Linked DNA regions of Homo sapiens: regions 1, 3, 4 and 5 are each linked to region 2. A link is a contact called in ENCODE Hi-C data. All regions are on one chromosome and are shown on one strand. The core of a region is the stretch at or near the end of the contact, and the rest is flanking DNA. Distances in the headings are between cores, read along the strand shown. Region 1 overlaps TRERF1 (transcriptional regulating factor 1). Region 2 has its middle 15 kb from the start of ZNF318. Region 3 holds the start of FOXP4-AS1 (FOXP4 antisense RNA 1). Region 4 overlaps LOC105375059 (a long non-coding RNA gene). Region 5 overlaps TFEB (transcription factor EB).

The links. Hi-C counts contacts between places; a loop is a spot of excess contacts on that map. Pooled maps may share reads with other maps.
Region 1: a loop to region 2 is called in a pooled map, with 2.6 times the contacts of the local background. The contact joins two enhancer-like sites. A Hi-C loop is called at or near these places in 3 of 37 single-sample maps with no recorded cell type and 4 of 50 pooled maps.
Region 3: a loop to region 2 is called in a pooled map, with 2.8 times the contacts of the local background. The contact joins the promoter of FOXP4-AS1 here to the enhancer-like site in region 2. A Hi-C loop is called at or near these places in 4 of 37 single-sample maps with no recorded cell type and 2 of 50 pooled maps.
Region 4: a pooled map shows a loop between it and region 2 (15-fold over the local background). The contact joins two enhancer-like sites. A Hi-C loop is called at or near these places in 2 of 37 single-sample maps with no recorded cell type and 3 of 50 pooled maps.
Region 5: a loop to region 2 is called in a pooled map, with 6 times the contacts of the local background. The contact joins two enhancer-like sites. A Hi-C loop is called at or near these places in 5 of 37 single-sample maps with no recorded cell type and 4 of 50 pooled maps.

What each region holds. Positions count from the first base shown.
Region 1 is chr6:42,238,049-42,242,068 of GRCh38, reverse strand. All of the region lies in intron 15 of TRERF1 (transcriptional regulating factor 1), which reads left to right. Among named protein-coding and RNA genes, the nearest start is that of MRPS10, 22 kb to the right of the region's middle. RefSeq lists an enhancer at 1-199. Within about 2 kb of position 2,193, at least 3 of the 41 ENCODE cell types and tissues checked have a DNase peak (open chromatin) inside an H3K27ac peak, as active enhancers do.
Region 2 is chr6:43,382,366-43,386,338 of GRCh38, reverse strand. No RefSeq gene overlaps it. Among named protein-coding and RNA genes, the nearest start is that of ZNF318, 15 kb to the right of the region's middle. RefSeq lists an enhancer at 2,661-2,840. Within about 2 kb of position 2,443, at least 9 of the 41 ENCODE cell types and tissues checked have a DNase peak (open chromatin) inside an H3K27ac peak, as active enhancers do.
Region 3 is chr6:41,547,181-41,550,978 of GRCh38, reverse strand. FOXP4-AS1 (FOXP4 antisense RNA 1) reads left to right here and starts at 2,358. Exons shown (of 2, transcript NR_126415.1): 1 at 2,358-2,601. The region is part of intron 1 of FOXP4 (forkhead box P4); the gene reads right to left. RefSeq lists silencers at 3,282-3,431, 3,722-3,798.
Region 4 is chr6:42,020,080-42,024,203 of GRCh38, reverse strand. It overlaps LOC105375059 (a long non-coding RNA gene), which reads right to left. Exons shown (of 5, transcript XR_001744119.2): 5 at 1,964-2,080. It also overlaps a transcript of CCND3 not described here. Among named protein-coding and RNA genes, the nearest start is that of TAF8, 28 kb to the left of the region's middle. Within about 2 kb of position 1,648, at least 8 of the 41 ENCODE cell types and tissues checked have a DNase peak (open chromatin) inside an H3K27ac peak, as active enhancers do.
Region 5 is chr6:41,712,609-41,716,442 of GRCh38, reverse strand. All of the region lies in intron 1 of TFEB (transcription factor EB), which reads left to right. Among named protein-coding and RNA genes, the nearest start is that of MIR10398, 19 kb to the left of the region's middle. RefSeq lists enhancers at 61-110, 2,191-2,914, 2,915-3,640. Within about 2 kb of position 2,467, at least 26 of the 41 ENCODE cell types and tissues checked have a DNase peak (open chromatin) inside an H3K27ac peak, as active enhancers do.

The DNA of each region.
Region 1 (4,020 bases), core at 944-3,443, 1.1 Mb after region 2:
GGCTAGAATGCAGCGGCATGATCATAGCTCACTACAGCCTCAACTTCTTGGGCTCAAGCAATCCTCCCACCTCAGCCACCTGAGTAGCTGGGACTACAGGCACACACCACAACGCCCCACTCATATTTTAATTTTTTGTAGAGACAACGTCTCACTTTGTTGCCCAGGCTGTTCTCAGACTCCTGAGCTTAAGCAGTCCTCCTGCCTTGGCTTCCCAAAGTGCTGGGATTACAGGCTCACCCCTGTAATCTCAGGCCACTGCACCTGGCCACACATTTTCTTAAAGAAGTATAAAAAATTTGGACTTGGCCAGGCACGGTGGCTCAAACCTGTAATCCCAGCAGTTTGGGAGGCCAAGGTGGGCAGATCATCTAAGGTCAGGAGTTCGAGACCAGCCTGGCTAACATGGTGAAACCCATTTCTAATAAAAATACAAAAAATTAGCCAGGCGTGGTAGCACACACCTGTAATCCCAGCTACTCGGGAGGCTGAGGCAGGAGGATCGCTTGAACCCAGGAGGCAGAAGTTGCGGTGAGCCGAGATTGCACCATTGCACTCCAGCTTGGGCAACGAGAGCAAAACTCCATCTGAAAAAAAAAAATTGGACTCATTAATGCTTCAAAGCCTATGCTTCTAACTAATAATTGATCCTAGCTATGAAATATACATACATAAATACATTTATATTTGAGCCCAAATAACAGAGAAAGTAGAAATCTGTAGAATAGAATGGTATTGCTATTTTTTTCAATCAGAGATGGCAGTATTCTACATTCAGGATTTCTTGTGACCAGGGCTTTTGTTTGACTCATTTAAGTAGTGATGTATGATATCAGAATAGTCTTTTGCTCGTTTGTGGCCTAATGTTTTAAAAAACATGTGATCACCCAGGCACTGTGGCTCACACCTGTAATCCCAGCACTTTGGGAGGCCAAGGTAGGTGGATCACGAGGTCAGGAGATCGAGACCACCCTGGCCAACATGGTGAAACCCCATCTCTACTAAAAAATTAACTGGACGTGGTAGTGCACGCCTGTAGTCCCCACTATTCAGGAGGCTGAGGCAGGAGAATTGCCTGAACCCGGGAGGTGGAGGTTGCAGTGAGCAGAGATTGCGCCACCGTACTCCAGCCTGGGCAACAGAGTGAGACTACATCTCAGAAAAAAAAACAAAAAACAAAAAACAGTATGCTCTCCTCCAGTTCAGTCAACTAAAAGCAGTTGAACTCCCACAATGTAAACAGCAATGTGTATGTAGTGCTGTGGGTAACCCGGGATGTTAAATGGCCCTTCCCTCCTCTCCCCCGACCACACAGAACATATGTCCTTGTTGGGAAGATATAACACATGTAAGTGGAAATACACCATGAACCCCAAGAGTGTTTAAAAGCAGTATGCAATGAGATCCAGAAAGTCTTAGATGCAGCGTTAAGGACTCTTTCACCCAATTTCACCATTTTACAGGAAGAAAGTTGAGACCCAGAGAGAGGAAGGGGCTTGCCCCAGGTCACACAGAGCATTGCTTTCCAAATGAGTAGAAGAGACAGTAAACAAGGAAGCACAAAGATTCCTAGCCTTGAAGACCTAGGCTTTGCTCCTAGGCTTGCTGGTCTGTAAAATGGCCAGATGATTTAAATGATTTAGAAAGTCCCTTCCAATTCTGGAATGTTCTGGGCTCTGTCAGTGCCGTGTTTTGGAAGAGGGGCAAAATCAGAGAATATGGTCTTCTAAGGTAAATTGGTGTATCTTAGGCTTGGGTGTTATCAAGTGCCTAGGACAGTGCACAGTGCCTGGCATAATACAGTCACTCAATAAATGTTTGTTAAATGAATGAGTGAATATTTTTCGAAGATAGGAGTTGCTCTGATTCATAAACATTCCTTCTGTGAATTCACTGGAGGGAGATGGAATGAACAAGGGGATGCTGAGCAGAGGAGTGACACTAACAAAGATGTTTCCACACAAGGCAGAGGCACCGTCTCGGACTGCCTGGGCTTCGAAGATGGGTAGGGAGACCCAGGCCGGCGTGAAGCTTCAGATTAAGGAGGAGAGGGTAAGAGGGTGCCCAAGGGGCCACACCCTCTTGGGTTTATTCACCAGGAGCCAGTGTTAGGCTGGGCCAGGAGTGTCCACACCCTCATTACTTGTGAGCTTAGGGAGAGCAAAAGGCTTATGTGCAGAGATGACTCAGGCCCACAAAAAAAAAACAAGAAAATCTTGATTAAAGGCCAATATGGCAGCTCACAGCTCCTTTGTGGGCACTGTGTGCACAGTCAGCCTTCTAAGCATAGTTTGCCGAGTGGAGATGAAAAATTGGGATCATGGGGATCCTGGGGAGGGTGCGCCTGGGGAGGGTGTGCAAGGCACAGTCCTAAGATGTGGTCCTACTCTTTGTCCTCGGGGCCTGCCTGGGACACCTGGGATAGCTCTCCTGATCATGTATCTTCAATGTTTTACGTAAGGGCGGGTGACCATTTCCCTCCAGATGGAACATGAAGGAACATGCTCAGGTGGTTCAGGGATTATTGAGGACTTGAGAGGGGAAAAGAAGGAGGTTTGAAAGGAATGATTGCCCTTTAGCTAAGTAGCCGGGAGGTCAACAGAGCACAGCTGCTCACTCAGCAGGGGCAGTGTGACTGGAAGCAGAGGCAGGGAGCCAAGATGGGTTCTGTTAATGAGGTGAGAGGAGAAGGTGCTGGCCACACCTTCCTGTCCCCTGCCTGTGCTCATGCTCCCCGACTCAGGACAAATATATGGGGCTGGCTGTGATCAAAATTTAGCACAATTCAAGAAACCAACTGAGGCAGTTAACTGACTGTGGAAAACAGCAATCAGGGCTCCAAGGGCAAAGGTAGAACTCACCATGATGTCAGCACAGTTACCTACAGCACAGTCCATTGATGGGGGCCTTGGGAAACATCCTCCTTCCCTTTGGCATTTCAAAGCAGCTGGTTCCAGTAATATTGAGAGATTTAGGATCTCTAAGCCATTTACAGATGGATAAACATGCACCTGTGGACATGTGCAGCCAGACCAAAGAGTGAAGAAGGTTGAGGTTTTGGAATAAGATAGGCCAGGTTTTGAATCTCAGTTCAACTTTTTTACCAGCTGTGTGACCTTGAGAAACTTATTTATTGGGTCAATTTCCTCATTTGTTTAAAAATGAAAAAATTTTACAGTGTTATGAGAACTAGAAATTGTGTGTGTGTGTGTGTGTGTGTGTGTGTGTGTGTGAAATGCATGATTCTCAGCAGGCATTCAATGTTGTCATCGTCATCATTATTATTAGTGACTAACACACAAATTTGTGTCTTTGAGCAGATTTGGGTTGTTGAGCATTTGTATTCTGACTTACCAATTTCTCATAATATGAATTCCATTTGCATGCTTGGGAAATAAAAATATCCTCCTCAAGAAACTCTTATTGTGGACACTCGAGGGTCTGAGCACCATGTTAAATGTATGGCCTCCTCCCCACCCCCATATTTGCCCACCTTCTAATTTTGGAATATAGTAAGTGTTTTGTTTCACAATATATCATAAAATGACCAACTTGTTGTTACGAAGTTCTACATGTTAAGATTTTTGTTCTTGTATTTTTGTATCTCTTAGTCACTTTGGTGAGCCATGTGGTTTGATGGTAAATCATTTTGTGATTTATAGATTGCCAGTTGAAATAACACCTATCTAAATTCCTGAGACATACATAATCATGGTACAGTGTGACTTATAATTTTGTGGCTATATGGAACATTTCTTCTAAGAATGTTTAAGCCAAACAATGGCATTGTGAGAAAATTGTCATTATAACAAATACCATGAAACAAATGGCATTGTCATCTGTTGTGTGTAATTATTTTTAAATGCCAAACTGTAGGCCATGGGCTACTTAATGTTTGAGACCACAAAGTCCCAGTTTGACATAACATGGTTTTACCTGAAACTCTTTGGGGTGGAAAGATGGTGGAGTCTTACAGAAATAAGACCACCTAAGTGAAATCAACCTGTATGTTCTATACTA
Region 2 (3,973 bases), core at 1,194-3,693:
ATCAGAAAAACTGATCAAGGATATTAGAAGTCAGAAGAATGGTTACATCTATTTTGAGAGAGTGTTAGTGAAAAGAAAGGGATGCCACACATGGTGGCTCACAGTCATAATCCCAGCATTTCGGGAGGCTGAGGTGGGAGGATCACTTGAGCCCAGGAGTTTGAGACCAGCCTGGGCAACACAGAATACCCCATCTCTCTCTCTCTCTCTCTCTCTCTTTTTTCTGAGATAGAGTCTTGCTCTGTCACCCAGGCTGGAGTGCAGTGGTTTGATCTCAGTTCACTGCAACCTCCACCTCTTGGGTTCAAGCAATTTTCCTGCCTCAGCCTCCCAAAATGCTGGGATTACAGGTGCCTGCCACCACACCCAGCTAATTTTTGTATTTTCAGTACAGACGGGGTTTCACCATATTGGCCAGGCTGGTCTTGAACTCCTGACCTCAGGTGATCCACCTGCCTCGGCCTCCCAAAGTGCTGGGATTACAGGTATGAGCAACTGCACCCGGCCCCTATCTCTTAAAAAATGAAAAGAAAGAGAAAGAGAGAGAGAGAGAGAAAAGTACGAAATACAAACAAGACATTGATGAAGGCAAGAAGGTAAAATAAATAAATAAACAAATAAATGCAATTGAAAAGGAAGACATTAATCCAGTGAAGTATTTTTCTTTGGCTTAATAGCAGAAAACAACAGATATAACACACATCAATCTACACTGTCTCATGGTTACATGAACTTTCTGACTCTGCTACAAGTTAGCACATAGGGATCCTGACCCATCTTACCATCTCACAAGATATGCTGGCCCACTGAACTCATGACATCAAACTAATAGGGCATATGGAGTAAAAAATAGCAAGTATCTTACACGCTTTAGGAAATATATGTATACCGGAAGGTAGGGAGGTTCAAGTACAAAGGCTTTTCACTTCACTGATATTTCTTGATGTTTAGTGATCTTGCATACAGGTGCTCCCTTCAAAATGAAGGACAAGTTGCTTTACTTGTGCTACCTACCCCTAAACCAAAAGAGTCACATCACTTAGGTGAATTTAGAGACAACATTGATCATATTTGGGTTACTGCTCTGACCTCCTTATCTGGTCACTTGAAATGAAGCCATACTTGAGTGAGATTCAGAGGAAGAAAAGGTTCTCCAGCTGGTCCAGTCTGCAGTGCAACTTAGTCCTTGCGATCCTTATAATGTTCAAAGTGTTTGTGGCAGACTGAGGTACTTTATCATCTATGGCATGTCCTGATAGAATAATCATAGCAGAGGCCCTCTGAGCATGCCTTTTGGCAGGTAAATATTCTCTCTTTGAGAATCAGCTCTCAGCTTGCTGCTGGGCCACGGACACAGCATGATCATGGAACCCAGCATGATCACAGCATAATCATGAACTGGCTATCATCTGGTCTTCCTAGGTATAAAGCTGGTTCATACCTAGGACATGGATCCATTATCAAGTAGAAATGACATACACAAAATGAGGCCACAGCAGATCCTGAAAACACAAATGGCTCCTAGCACCCACACCACTACTTCTGCTGCATTGCTATTTCATCTACCACTATAACCAATGAAATGGGCCTTGTTACCAGACTGCAGTGGAATAAAGTCATGATTAGTTTGTAGCTGTCTTCACCTAATGTGCTGGCATTAGAAAGAAATGGGCTGCTGTGATACTGTGGCCCCCAATCAAGGGTGACCCTGAAGGACACTGAGGATAGTCAGGACTTCAAGAAATACAACTACCTGACCAGTTTTCCCAGAAGGAGAAACAGGTTAAGAGTCTACACTGATTTGGCCGGGCCCGGTGGCTCATGCCTGTAATCCCAGCACTTTGGGAGGCCGAGGCAGGTGGATCACGAGGTCAGGAGATCGAGATCATCCTGCCTAGCATGGTGAAACCCCGTCTCTACTAAAAAATACAAAAAAAACCCCAAAAAAATTAGCCAGGCATGGCGGCACGCACCTGTAGTTCCAGCTGCGTGAACCTGGGAGGCAGAGCTTGCAGGGAGCTGAGATCGCGCCACTGCACTCCGGCCTGGGTGACAGAGCGAGACTCCATCTCAAAAAAAAAAAAAAAAAAAAAGAGTCTGAGGTTAATGGTTTGGCTAGATGATTAGGGAGTTAGAAGTGATATTAAAATGAAGTTGGAGAAGTATAATGTGGAAGAACTTCTTAAAATGGTTCCCAAATGTGACAGTATCTGTCATGATTCAGTTGCAGACCACAGATACCACTCTACTTAATTTAAGGGAGAAGGGCGTTATTACCAGGGATCACGTGTGGCTTACACAATATTTGTAAGGGGTAGGGGAAGAAGCTTTAGGTGGAGCTTGTAAGAGCACTCCCCACACCCAGAATCTCACTGATTCTGCTATGCTTGGGTAAGCTATGGCTTCCACTGCAGGAAACCAGCAAATCAGCACGTCGGTAACCACAGAACCACACTTCCTCTGTCATGATTCACAGCAGCAAAGTGAATACTTCATATCCTGCCTCTTTCTCCACATCACTCAGTTAACTGGGTTTCACATTCAAGTCTCATGGGAATATACCTGATTGGCAAAAATCTCAATTACACCTGAAACCATAACTGTAATAGGATCTGAGAAATACAGCTTTTATCTTTCTAGACTCTCAGTATAGAAAGGTACGAAGGAGTTTAGAATGTATGTTGAGAAAACCAGTCTAAGGAGTTTAGAACGTATGTTGAGAAAACCAATCTACTATAATGAGAACATTTGTGCCTCGTGAGTAGAAGAGGGTTATCAACAATCAGGTAGAGAAGATGAACTGCTCTATGGATGGTATCCACCCTTTCCCCTAGTTACACCAGAGTGTGCTGTATGAGCTTGTGAACAAAGTGACCATGGGACCACTGATGGAGGCAATGCATGTTGAGTGTAAAGGCTCAATCACGTGGACGTTCTCACACTAAGATTGACCTGCTACTGCCAGTTTGGACCTCTTCCTTCATGGACAGGGCAGTAATTTATCTTCATTGTAGAAGAAACTTACTTTAAATTTCTATATATTTTTCCTACTCACTGTATTTTTGCCAGCACCATCCAGAAACTTACTGAATGACTCATAAGGCATTCAACATGACATCCCACACAATGATGCTTTTGGCCAAGGGAGTACTTTTACGGTGGAAGAAGTAAGACAGCTGGGATACACAATTCAACTCTTCTGGGATTCCTTATTTAGTTTTATTGTATATTCCAGCTAGTCTTATAGAATAGGCTTACTGAGGTCTTAGTTTTTATTTTGCCAACTGGAGACAACATCTCATAAGATCATAGCGGTATCAGCCGGGTACGGTGGCTCACGCCTGTAATCCCAGCACTTTGGGAGGCCAAGGCGGGTGGATCACTTGAGGTCAGGAGTTCGAGACCAGCCTGACCAACATGGTGAAACCCCATCTCTACTAAAAACACAAAATTAGCCAAGCGTGTTTGGCACATGCCCGTAATCCCAGCCACTCGGGAGGCTGAGGCAGAAGAATAGCTTGAACCCAGGAGCTGGAGGTTGCAGTGAGCCGCAATCGCACCATTGTACTCCAGCCTGGGTGACAAGAGCAAAACTCTGTCTCAAAGAAAGAAAGAAAAAAAAAGATTAGAGTGGTATCCTACAGAATGTGACATAAGCTCTGAAATAGTGACCAACGATGTGGAGCATTTCTCTCATAACCAAAAATATACAAGGGTGGGGATGAGATATATAGGTGAGGTGGTACCTATTACAGTTACACTTGTGGCTGGGCGTGGTAGCTCACACCTGTAACCCCGGCACTTTGGGAGGCTGAGGCAAGGGAATCTCTTGGGCCCAGGAGTTCAAGACCAGCCTGGGGAACATGGCAAAATCCAGTCCCAACAAAAAGTACAAAAAATTAGCAGGGTGTGGTGGCATATACCTATAGTCTCAGCTACTTGGGAGGCTGAGGGGTGGGAGGATTGCTTGAGC
Region 3 (3,798 bases), core at 1,109-3,608, 1.8 Mb after region 2:
TTCTTTGAGATGATCCATTCAGTGATAGGTCCCAAACTGGTCTGAGACTTGCTGCCAAAATCTTCCATAAGGACGTGTAGGCTAGGGTTTCCAAACCCTAGAAATCTCCCTTTCTGGAGAGAGGGGTTATCAGTCATTTTTCCTCCTCTGCATTCTGGGGAATTCTCTCTCCCATTTATGTGTGTCTCACAAGAACCTTAGGAGTGCCTGGGGAATGCTCCAGGGTTGTGTGCAGGTGGAAACACCAGATTCTGCACCTACAGTCCCCCTCTCCACTTAAAGGGAAAAGAGAAAGTATTCACACTAGAAGGCAGGCGGCCTAGGCCAAGCTTATGGAGGAAGGAGGGAGGAATGGCAGCTCCTCCCATCCCTTCCTTTCTCCCTTCACCACAGCACACGCTCAAGCCCTACTGGTTATACTGGGAGTCGAGGGCCCCATATTTTAGTTCCAGCTGTGCTACCATGTAGCTGTGTAACCTTGGACAAGTTGCCTCTTCTCTCTGGACTTCGTTTTCCCAACCCATAAAATGAAGATTAATACTTCAGTATTTCCATATTCAACCAACATGTGGCCTGGCAGTGCTAGCAAATTAATAATAAACGCCATCCCTTGATCAGTACTACCATGCACCCGGCACCGTGCAAGGTACTTGACATCTGCTCTCTCATCTAACTCCCAAACAGAATCTCTAAGGTGGGTATTATGACCTACTTTACAATGTAAGAAAATTGAGGTTCGAAGAGCTTAATTAAGTTCTCCAGAGTCCCATCTCTAATGCCAAGTTCCAAAGCCTTTTCCACTCTGACACATGTTCTGCCCTGGGGAGGCCTCAGTTCCTTGCTCTGGGTTCCAGAGTTCTGGAACCAAATCTGAGGAGGTCATTCCAGCCAACGGAGCCTGAGAGTCCTGTCAAAAATAGTACCTGCCCTGCCTTGGTCTAGGGAAGCTGGAGCGTGGTAAGATCTGTGAGAAGGGAAACTGTGAGGAGTTTCTTGGATGGAAGAAATTATTATTTCACACAGTTTAGGCTATTCAAAAAATAAAGACATTGTGCCTGCTTAGGATGGGACTGGGGGGCTTGCACTGTGGCTGGAGAGACAGGAAACCGCCAAGGCAGTGGGGTAGGAAGGGTTAAGATGCAGGGAAGGCTTCCTGGGGAGACAACCCTTCCCTCCCCTTGCACCTCACAACTCTCCTCTGAAACAGACACCCTGTTCCCATTCTTCTCCCCTCCACCCTCCCCCCCACCATGTGATATCTGTCTCTCCTACCCCAACAATCTGAGGTCCAGACAGCAGACCCCAGCCTTCACTGCTTGGGTACCCCAGTACTCAGCCTGGGACCTGCCCAGGCAGAGTAGGGGCTCAGCAAACATTTGGGGGAATTACTGGATCAAAAGCAAGCCTTCCTCTCCCAGTCCCTCTGCTTCCCTCCCACCAAGGAAGAGGTATGTTTGGGGTAGGGGCCCAGCAGGATATGCACATTCCTGGCAAGAAGGGACCTACCTGCCTACAGCCAGAACGGAAGTTTTCGGCTCTAAAGGCAGAGGAAGGGGGCTGGGGGCGTCTAGGTGTGAGGAAGATCCCTACACAGAAAGGGACAGGAGCAGGTCCCTTTGCAAGTGGGACCCTTTGCAAATGCTCTGGCCCTGGCGTTCTCCAGCACTGGGGTCAGGTCTTTCTCTCTCCAGGGCTCAGGGGTTCCCCAACTCCGTAACTCCTGGGAAACCTGTCCAGGACAGGGAGAAGGACAGAAAACTCCACCCAGGCGCCCAGCCCTTGGTGCCAGGAGAGAAGGCTCCCATGGTCTCCCAAACTTAGTAGCAAGGCTGGAGCCAGGATAAAGTGGGTCCTGAGGGTCCCGTCCCGCAGGAGAGATTCAGCGCTCACCCTGGCCCTGGGTGTGGAGGCTGAGAGGGGGCAACCACAAAACCACCTCTTCCCCTTGCCACCTTGCCCCACTGACTAGAGTGTGAGTGACTCCCCCAACTCACAGTTTTTTGAGTTTCAGATCGAAAGGGCACCATGGGAGCCAACAAGCTGTCCAGGTACCAAGAGCAGAGCCCCAGTATCCTCCCTCCAGCCACCAGGTAACAGAGCCCCAAAACCCCGAGGCAAAAGTTTCTCAAGTTGAAAAAAAAAAAAAAAAAAAAAGGCCTTCAGACTTCCCCACAGCGGTTTTCCGCGGGGGCGGGCAGAGGTTTTCTGAGGCCGTGGCTCCCCTTCAGGCGGCTGGGTCCACTGGGCCTGGCCTTCGGCCCCTGCACCTACCGGCTGGTTCGCAGCAGGGGGAGGGGGTGGGGGAGAGCTCAAAATGCCCGGTGCCCGCAGGGCATGGCGGTCAGGGGGCCCTTCAGCCCTGGTTTTCTGTGGAAAGTGAGCTTCTGGGTTCGACAGTGGGACCGGCACAGACCTTCCCGCAGCTACAGGCCATACGACAACCCCGCTGCTCTTTCTTTCTGCGGGCACTCGGGCCAGTCCTAACAATTGCCCCTCAAGCTGTGTGTGCTGCCCTAACCCTCAATCCCGAACCCGAAACAGTGCGTGCTGGGACGAATCTAGGCAGGTCTCCGAAACCGGGGTGAAGATGCTGAAGTTCAGGTAAAAACCCGCATTGGCCAAAATGCTCCCGGGCTTTCTCGGGAGTCACCCGAATGGCAACTTCAGGCTCGGGTTTGGTTCTCCGGACTCCCCACCCCTATTCCCGGCTCCAGGCGCCGCGGTCAACCTGCGGGGAGACTAGACGTTGGGGTGCCAGACACGCGGTGATCTCCAGACGCCCGAAACGCCAGGCGCCGAGTGAGCGAGGAAACCAGCCGGGAGGGGGCTGGCCAGGGAAGCCGGGGAGCAAAGGAAAGAGCGGGGCGCGCTCTGGGCTCAGGGTTCCCATACCCTTTCCCCCCAACCTAGGATCGGGGTGGGACGCAGGTGTGTTCACGAGATCGCCCCAGTTGGGGGACACAGGGAATCCGCCGCCGTCTGGGCCTGTCTCAAAATCCGCATTCCGCGAAATTACCCGGTCCTTTATGGGGGCGGCCGGGACCCCAGGTCGCATTCTAGCGCCACTGGCTGTGCTCTGACGCAGCCCAAGGAAGTTTGTTTGGCGTGGATGAGGAGCCCGAGGCTGAAGCGCCGCCGGTCAGAGAGGTGCTGGGGTTGTCCAGGGGAGATACCAGACTCCTCAGTTGGGGCGGGGGGGGGTCCTGCTCGGTCACTCCGGGCTCCTTCCCTGGTGGCCTCCGGGCCCCCGTGGCCGCCCTCTCTTCCCCCCTTAAGTGGTGAAGCGGGAGCTCTCTCCACAGCGGGTGAGTAGAGGTGTCAGCCAGATCGTTTCCCCACCCTCCACCTCCGGCGCACAAATCACAGGGGCCATTTCCAGACGCTCTCAAGTCCCCAAGAAGTTTTCCGCTCTATCCCCGAGCTGACCGAGCGATGGAAAAGGGGCTGACTGGCCCTGGCACTTCCGAGGTGCGACCTCAGCAAGACAAGTCCCCTCTTCACCAGAGACGACACGGCGGGTAGGACCGCGATCCCCCGCTCTCTTGCCCCCATTTTCATCTGTCTCCGGCGCGTCCTGGGGAGTCCGGTACCGACTAGAGTTGGGGGGAGCCACTTCCCTTCCCAGCTCTGGAAAGTCTGGGCCGGGAAGTATTCTTTGTCTGACTCGGGGCGGGGAGGGGGTCGCGCCCCCGTACACCCCATTCCCAGAGGCCCGGCGGGGAGGGGGCGGGGCCCAGATTCTTGGGGAAGGGCGGGCCTCGGTGGCCTCTCCGGCCGCCCCCCTCCCCGCCCCGGCCT
Region 4 (4,124 bases), core at 399-2,898, 1.4 Mb after region 2:
TCTCCATCTCCTGACCTCGTGATCCACCTGCCTCGGCCTCCCAAAGTGCTGGGATTACAGGTGTGAGCCACCGCACCCAGCCATGGGGTGCATTCTTAACCTCTCTGTGCCTCAGTGCCCTTATCTGTAAGTTGGAGATAATAATAGTATCCACCTTACAGGGCTATTAGGAGGATTACATGAGTTGTTAGGAGGCTTTATGCACGTACAGCACTCAGAACAGTGCCTGGCCCTAATAAGTGTATGTATTAGGCTGTTATTGTGACACAGGTGTTTGCCTGATGTAAACACTGGCAAAACTTTTAGGCCCCAATGCTAGTATATCAACCTAGGGATATCTAAGCCAAATAAAATAATAAAACCTTCAGAGTCAGTCTTAACGTACAGATTCCCCCATTGTACAGTTAAGATGGTCAGTGACAGGGTCAGGACCCTGCTTGCATCCTGTATTTTTTGCTTTTAGTGTTGGATTTTGTACTTAGTGTTTAATAGATGATAGATGGCGGATGGATGAGTAGATACAGACTGGCATTCACAGGTACCCAAAGGATACGGCTACCCTAGTTATTATAATATTTAAATACTACCAGTTCTCGCTATTCTCACCAGTTATATTCTGTACAGTCACCACGAACACCAAACTGGTGAACACTGGCCCATTGCTCCTAGGGGAAATACAGGGTTAGGTTTCTGTGAGCCACTGGTCACAAGACTTTCATCAACTAATCAATACATAACTTTGTTTTCTGTGTGTTTCTGTTTGAAGACACCTTATTGAATATATAGTTAACTCATTAACATTGAACTCATGCCCCACAGCACGATACTTCATGCCCAAACAAACCTGATCTAATGTATTTTCTCTGTAAGGCGCATACAGTCATCTTGTACTTAGAAACATTCGCCAGCACGTCAGCCCTAGGCTCGGGGGCCATTTCAAACAGCGAAATCAACAAAAAACCCAGCAATGCAGAAAAGGTGGCACTAAGTAGACTGTGACAAGGACACTTGTTTACATTACGAGAGCTGAAACAGGCAGAGCACTGCCCTGTCCCACCTCAGCCAGGAACATGCATGTTGGGTGACTCAAATTTTTCATGGCTTTGCGCATGTCTGTGAAAGATGACAAAGCACCTCAAGTATTGATTTCGGGGTCACAAATTTTAGCAAGGAGGCAAATTCACAAATACAGACTCCATGAATAATGGGGATTGGCTGTACCCGTACATGGTCCCCCTCTTAGTCCTATCCCCACAAGATGCAGCCATCTGCATATCTACTGCCTGGCCCAGCATGGGGCCTCCAGCACCCCGAGCCAGCTCTTAGGCCAGCGCCATCCCACTTGTTGACTCTCCCATCTCTCTCCTGGTGGTATAAATGTTGCTGCCCTGGCTGCACTGGCGGAGGGGTGAGGAAGCCCTGCCCTGCCACCTTTCCCCTTACGCTACTTCCCCACTGCACATGGGGCCTCCCTTGCGAGCCAGACCCACGCATGTGTAAAGGAAGGCGGGATGACACACAAGCAGAGGCCACCTGTGACTGCTCCAGGCCAAGTGCTGCATCAACACCTGGGGAAGACCCCCTGGCGGTTGGGGGGAGCCTGTTTTGACCTGATCTTTATTTACCCCTCAAAGGAAGTAAATAAATAGCTCTTTGTTTCTCTTTGTGGATGTGCCTGTACCACACTGGATGTGCCCGCTGCACACCGTTAAAAACCATGACCCAGCCCCAGAGGAAGTGGTAATACAACGATTGTTTGTTTTATTTTCCATTTATTCTTACATCTCCTCCCCGCCTCCATCCTCCACCCTTTTTGTGTGTGCTGAGAGGTTTTCTTTACCAACCTGGGATCCAATCATTTGTTCATTCATTTCTTCATTCACTCATTCCAGTGTGTACTGAACCATCATAGTGCTAGATACTGGTAAATATGAAAGACATTATAGGAGAAAGTGAGGGTGCTTTGGCCTGTGGATTCAGGCCAACTTGGATTCGGATCCTTGGAACTGTTTCCTGGCAAGATGATCGTGGATCTCTCCCAGCAGAATCATGGGCAAACTTCAGCCTTGTGGAACTCAATCTGAAAATTGAGATCATACTGTCTCATCTCACACGACTGTTTCAAGGATTAAAGACAGAGCAGTGATTTCCCCATGGTCAGCACTTAATATGTGATGCTTGCTTCCTTTAAGCTAGCAAGGTGGTAACAAAGCTTGGAATTTCTTCTCCGTCTCTCTTCCCTGTGGCTGCCAGCCTCCTTCAGCCCTTTATGGGCACCCACCTGGATTACTGTACATTTCTAAAGCTCAGAGACTGTTAGAGGCTTCCCAAGGCCTGCAAAATCAAATTCACCTTCTGTTGGTGTTCTGTTCTCCTAGGATCTGGGCTCAACTCACCTTTCCAGGCCTTTACCCACAGTGAATCTTTATAACCCTCTCCCTGCTAGCTAGATCTAATAGATCCTGGGGTGTTCCTGCTTCCATTGCTTTGTGCACACTGTCCCCCTTCCTGGAATGCCCTTTATCCTCCTCTCTCCATCCAAACTTGACCAGTCTTCAAAGCCCAGTTTAAATCCACCCAGTTCCTCCTCCCACATACCCTGCCTCCTGGGTGGTGTTTCCTAGTGTGTATTATGTGTGGATAACAACACCTATTATTGTCCTTACTAGACTAGGAGCTCTTTGAGGACAGGCTCTGTGTCTCATTGGTTTCCACCCTTCTCTCATTCATTCAGCACATGTGAAGGATGACTGCTCTGTGCCTTTGGGCCCGTCCGTGTTTCTCCAGCAGTGCCCATCACTCTGTAGGATATTCTCTTAGGAAAAGTTGGTCCAACAAATGAGTGAGGGGAAACAGAACAGAAGGTGGCAAATACTAGTCCCCCTTATTCACAGATCCCTAGTGGATGCCTGGAACAGCGGATAGTACCAGACTCTCTGTATATTATGTTTCTTCCTATACATACATACCAATGATAAAGTTTAATGTATAAATTACGTACAGTAAGAGATTAACCACAATGACTAATAATAAAACAGAACAGTTATATATTGTAATAAAAGTTGTGTGAATGTGGTCTGTTTCTCTCTCTCTCTCAAAATATCTTTTTGTACTGCACGATGGGTAACTAAAACCAAAGATAGTGAAACTGAGGCTGGGCACGGTGGCTCACGCCTATAATCCCAGCACTTTGGGAAGCCGAGGCACGCGGATCACCTGAGGTCAAGAGTTTGAGGCCAGCCTGGCCAACATGGAGAAACCCTGTCTCTACTAAAAACACAAAAATTAGCCGGGCATGGTGGCACGTGCCTGTAATCCCAGCTACTCGGGAGGCTGAGTCGGGAGAATTACTTGAACCCAGAAGGCAGAGGTTGCGGTGAGCTGAGATCATGCCATTGCGCTCCAGCCTGGGCAATAAGAGCGAAACTCCGTCTCAATAAATAAATAAATAAAGTGAAACTGGATAAAGGGGGTGACTGCTCATGAAGTCTTGGAGTGCAGGCTCTCTGTGCTGTGGGAATTCTGAGAGAAGGGGAGTAGGGGAGGCTACGGGTGAGGGGAAGGCTTCCCGGAGAGCCGAGTGGTCTTTAGAGGTTAACTGGTAGAGTTTGGAGGGCTGGGATGCAAGGCAAGGGCAGGGTGGGAGCCATGACCATCCTGGCAAGGCCAGGGATTCTTGCTTCAGCCCCTCACCATCATCCCAAGTGTCTAGATCTGGGGAGGGCATGTGGATGAAGGCTGGAACCATACAGAGTCCTTCCGGGGACCTGATCAACACAGTGGAGCAAGGGAGGACAGAGAGAGAGCCAAGAACCTTCTGCATGTTGGGTCAGTTGCAGGCGCCAAGAAGGGCTAGGGAAACGTGCATTCATTTATTAAGACTTTGTTCTTAAGGTTTTTCTTTTTTCTTTTCTTTTTTTTTGAGACAGAGTCTCGCTCTGCCGCCCAGGCTGGAGTGCAGTGGCACGATCTCTGCTCACTGCAAGCTCCACCTCCTCCTGGGTTCGTGCCATTCTCCTGCCTCAGCCTCCTGAGTAGCTGGGACTACGGGCGCCGGCCACCATGCTCGGCTAATTTTTTTGCATTTTTAGTAGAGACGGGATTTCACCTTGTTAGCCAGGATG
Region 5 (3,834 bases), core at 1,218-3,717, 1.7 Mb after region 2:
GCTGAAGGTGCTCATCAGATAGGTTTCCCACATCCACCCCTCAGGGGTCCAGTTGGCCTCAGACCCCTGCAGAGAGGCCTCAGAGGAGGGAGGCAAGCCCCAAACTATGGTGCTTGTGACAGCTACCGCTGAAGGAGGAGCCAGCAGACATTATAGGGAGGGGGTGTACCACTGGGGTGAGACTGCCTGGGGTTGAATCCTAGCTCGGCTCTTTCCTAGCTGTGTAAACTTGGGCAACTCATCAACCTCTGTATGCCTCAGTTTCCTCCTCTGTGAGATGGAGATGGGAGTGTAGTGTTGTGAGGATTAAGTAAGATAATACTGTATGAACTGCCTAAATAGAAAGTGCTGTATAATAGAGAGGTGGTGGTATTAGTAGCAGTGGTAGTGCTATATTACTGAGAAGCTCCGTATGTGACATCCTGTTGGGGTGAGTTGGGTAGGAGACCTCTCAGCTTTTCTTTGAGTGAGATGAGGCTTGCAGTGGGGCTCAGAGGAAGTTGTTATAGCCAGGCACCACGACAGTGGTGATGTCTGCAAGGCTGCAGTGGGGGTCAAGAGCTATGTGCTGGGTTGGAATCTGGGCTTTGCCACTCACAGGTTGGGTGACCTTGGATGAGTCACTTAATCTTCCTGAACGCCCACTTCTTTATATACAAGAAAGAAATGATAATACCTGGGTCATAGGCGTGATGTACGTGGAGCTTTTTGCCCTGTACTGGGAGCATGGGAGGACCTGAATCCGTGAGACTTTTTTTTTTTTTTTCTTAATTGAGACAGATTCTCGCTCTGTCGCCCAGGCTGGAGTGCAGTAGCGTGATCTCGGCTCACTGCAAGCTCCGCCTCCTGGGTTCAAGCGATTCTCCTGCCTCAGTCTCCCGAGTAGCTGGGATTACAGGCATCCGCCACCACACCCGGCTAATTTTTGTAATTTTAGTAGAGATGGGGTTTCACCATGTTGGTCAAGCTGGTCTCGAACTCCCGACCTCAGGTGATCCACCCGCCTCAGCCTCCCAAAGTGCTAGGATGACAGGTGTCAGCCACTGCGCCCGGCTCATGAGACTTTTTTGGGAGTGGGGGTGTTGCTGTGTCCCTTTCCCATGTGGAGGATGGGGTCCTGTTGTCTTGAGAGTCTTGGGAAACAGCTTGGCCTGGAAGTTGGGAGGGCCAGGGCTGTGGTCCTAGCTCTCCCTAAGCTGTGTGGTCCGCACATACTCCCTGCTTCCTCCAGACTTCCGCAACATGGAGAGGCCAGAGAAAACTGTGGTTTTCAGATTCTTCGTCACAGTCCCAGAAGGTGCCTTGGGTACTATCTGGGAGCGTGGGGGAGGCCCTGGTTGGAGGCCAGGTGGGGTGGTCCTCCCACTCCCCATGCTGCTCTCCTGCTCCTCACACTGACTCCTGGTGCTCCATGGAGCGGCTTCATCCTCATGTTTTACATATCAAGGGTCCAGGCCGACTTTGTCTGAAAATGGGAGTGCTGCTGCTAACATCAACCTGGGACTTTCTGGTAGGTGACTCCCAGGCTCCTTGTCGTCTGACATTTTGTGCCCTCTGACTTGGCATGGACTCCCGGAGGAGTGCCAACCTGTATATCAGGGTCTGGAGTGCTGTGGTCACTGGATTCCCTGAGGGCTGGAGTCCCTTGGGGTGTGGAGGGCAGAGGAGGCTGCCTCCAGGGCCTCTCTGGGGCCGGGCCGCCACTCAAGGGTAGAGCTTCCAGCGCTGCCCCAGTCTCCCCGCACCCTCGGGATGGGGGTCCCCTGAAGACAATAGTCCGTCTCAGAAGCAGTGTCTCACAGGAGGGAGGGGTGATATGGGCAGAAAGGCCCTGCCAGAGTGCTGGCATGTAGTAAGTGCTCAAGAAATATTTGAAATGAATGAATGGAATGATACCATCAAGGCCGCACCTCTGATCTGGTGATGAATTTTCCCTCGCCTCCCTTTTCTTCCTTCTCGCCCCTGCTCCCTCTTCCCCATCCTCTGCTTTGTCTGACTAGCCATAAGCTACCCCAGCCTGGGTTCCAGATTCAGCCTTATTCATAATCTAGAACAAAGACACTTCCCCAATGTGAGTTACAGTTTGTTCATCTGGAAAACAAACACGATGGGCTCAGGTTCCGAAGGCCCTTTGGTTCTCACCGTCTCTTTTCTCAGGGCATGGGAGTGATTTCTCAGAGTAGGGGTGGTAGAAGCACATGCATACACACACGCACACACACAGACACGCACGCACATGCACGCACATGCATGCACATGCACACACACGCACACATGCACACGCATGCACATGCACACACACGCACACATGCACACGCACACACACACACACGTGCACACACACACGCACACACAGGACTCAGTGCAGTGGTCTTGGCTGGGAAAGGTCCTTGCCCTCTGACCAGGAAGGAGCCCTCGGAGCTGAGGTGCTCCCAGACTCAGCACTGTTTGGGGCCTACAGGATGTGGTGTGGCCCACTCTAGCTCAGGCTGGGGGGTTCCTGTGGGTGTCAGGGGATGGGTGGCCATCCAACTGTGTCCACTGGGCTGGGCTGCCACAGTGACTTTGTGTATGACCTTCAGGGAGTGTGGGTGGCATGCATCAGGACGCCTATCTGTGTCGTTATGACTGGGCGTGAGGGAGGGTGCCACATGTCTAGCCAGCCAGGGAGCAGGGCCAGTTAGCTCCTGTTCCTGGGTGCCTCCTGGCTCTGGGGAGAATAGAAAATGATTCATGCAAAGGGGCCCTCCCTGTTTTGGCCACAGCCTGAGGAGTAAGGTGGCCTGGCTGTCTGCCTTTCCCTGCTGCCCACCAGGTGCCTGAGTTCTCCCCTCCTTCCTCGCCTCAGACCGCGTTTCTCCCTGGGGGTAGGTGGCTGCCCTTCCCTGCAGCCTGACACCCTCTCAGAGACAATTAGAGGAGTAGGCTGCCCATGCCTACAGCTATAAGAGTGAGTCAGCGTAGGGACCGGAGGGGATCAAGTCTCTCTGAATCCTGCGGCCAGACGGTCCCTGCACCAGAAGAAGTGGCCCAGTGAGGCCTGGGCTGGGATGCTGTGGTCAGCACTGATACCAGCTGAGTGGCTTTCCAGCTTGAGAAGACCTGCCAGGGACAGGAGAGGACAAGCTCCACCTGCCCACCACCCGCCTCGCCATCCTGGCTGCAGCCAGCTGGTGACTCATTCTCCTGGGGAGTGAGCCAGCTCCTCTCCTGGGGTACCCCAGCACCCTGGTGCAGGCTGGGTGGCCAGGAGTCCTGGGTGCCTCAGAAAACCTGTGCTGAGCCCAGGGCCCTGGTAAGCTGGGGAGGGAGGACTGAGGCCCTCTGTATGGGGTGGGGGTCGCAGCCAGACTTCTCTTGCTCCTTCTCCTGGCCCCCGCAGACTTCACCCTCCCTCTGGCCAAAGAGGAGGCTGCAACCCCAGATTACGTAATAGGTCCAAAATGCCTCGCAAGCGAGCAGCCCAGCCAGTGGCTAGACTCAGGAGTCCCCATTTCCCAGTACCTGCCACCAGAGCAAGTTCCCATTCCCTTCCTAGGCCGGGTGGGGGAGTGGGTGGTGCTTGCTCACCCCTGGAAAGAGCTGTGCTGCCTGGGAGGGGGTGGGGAGGCTTTCTCCAGAGACATGAATTCTTGGCCTGACCCCAGATGCCAGCCTGCCTGCCCAGCTCCACTCCAGAGTAACGCTGGGTGCACACACAGCCCCATTGTGTGCCTGGGCCCCGTGCCTGCCCAGGGCCTGGCACCGGCTCTATCAACAGCAGTGGCTCCGTCAGCTCCTCAGCAGCCCCTGCCAGTGCTTGAGCCCTTGGGCCCCTGGTGAGGAGGAAGAGGG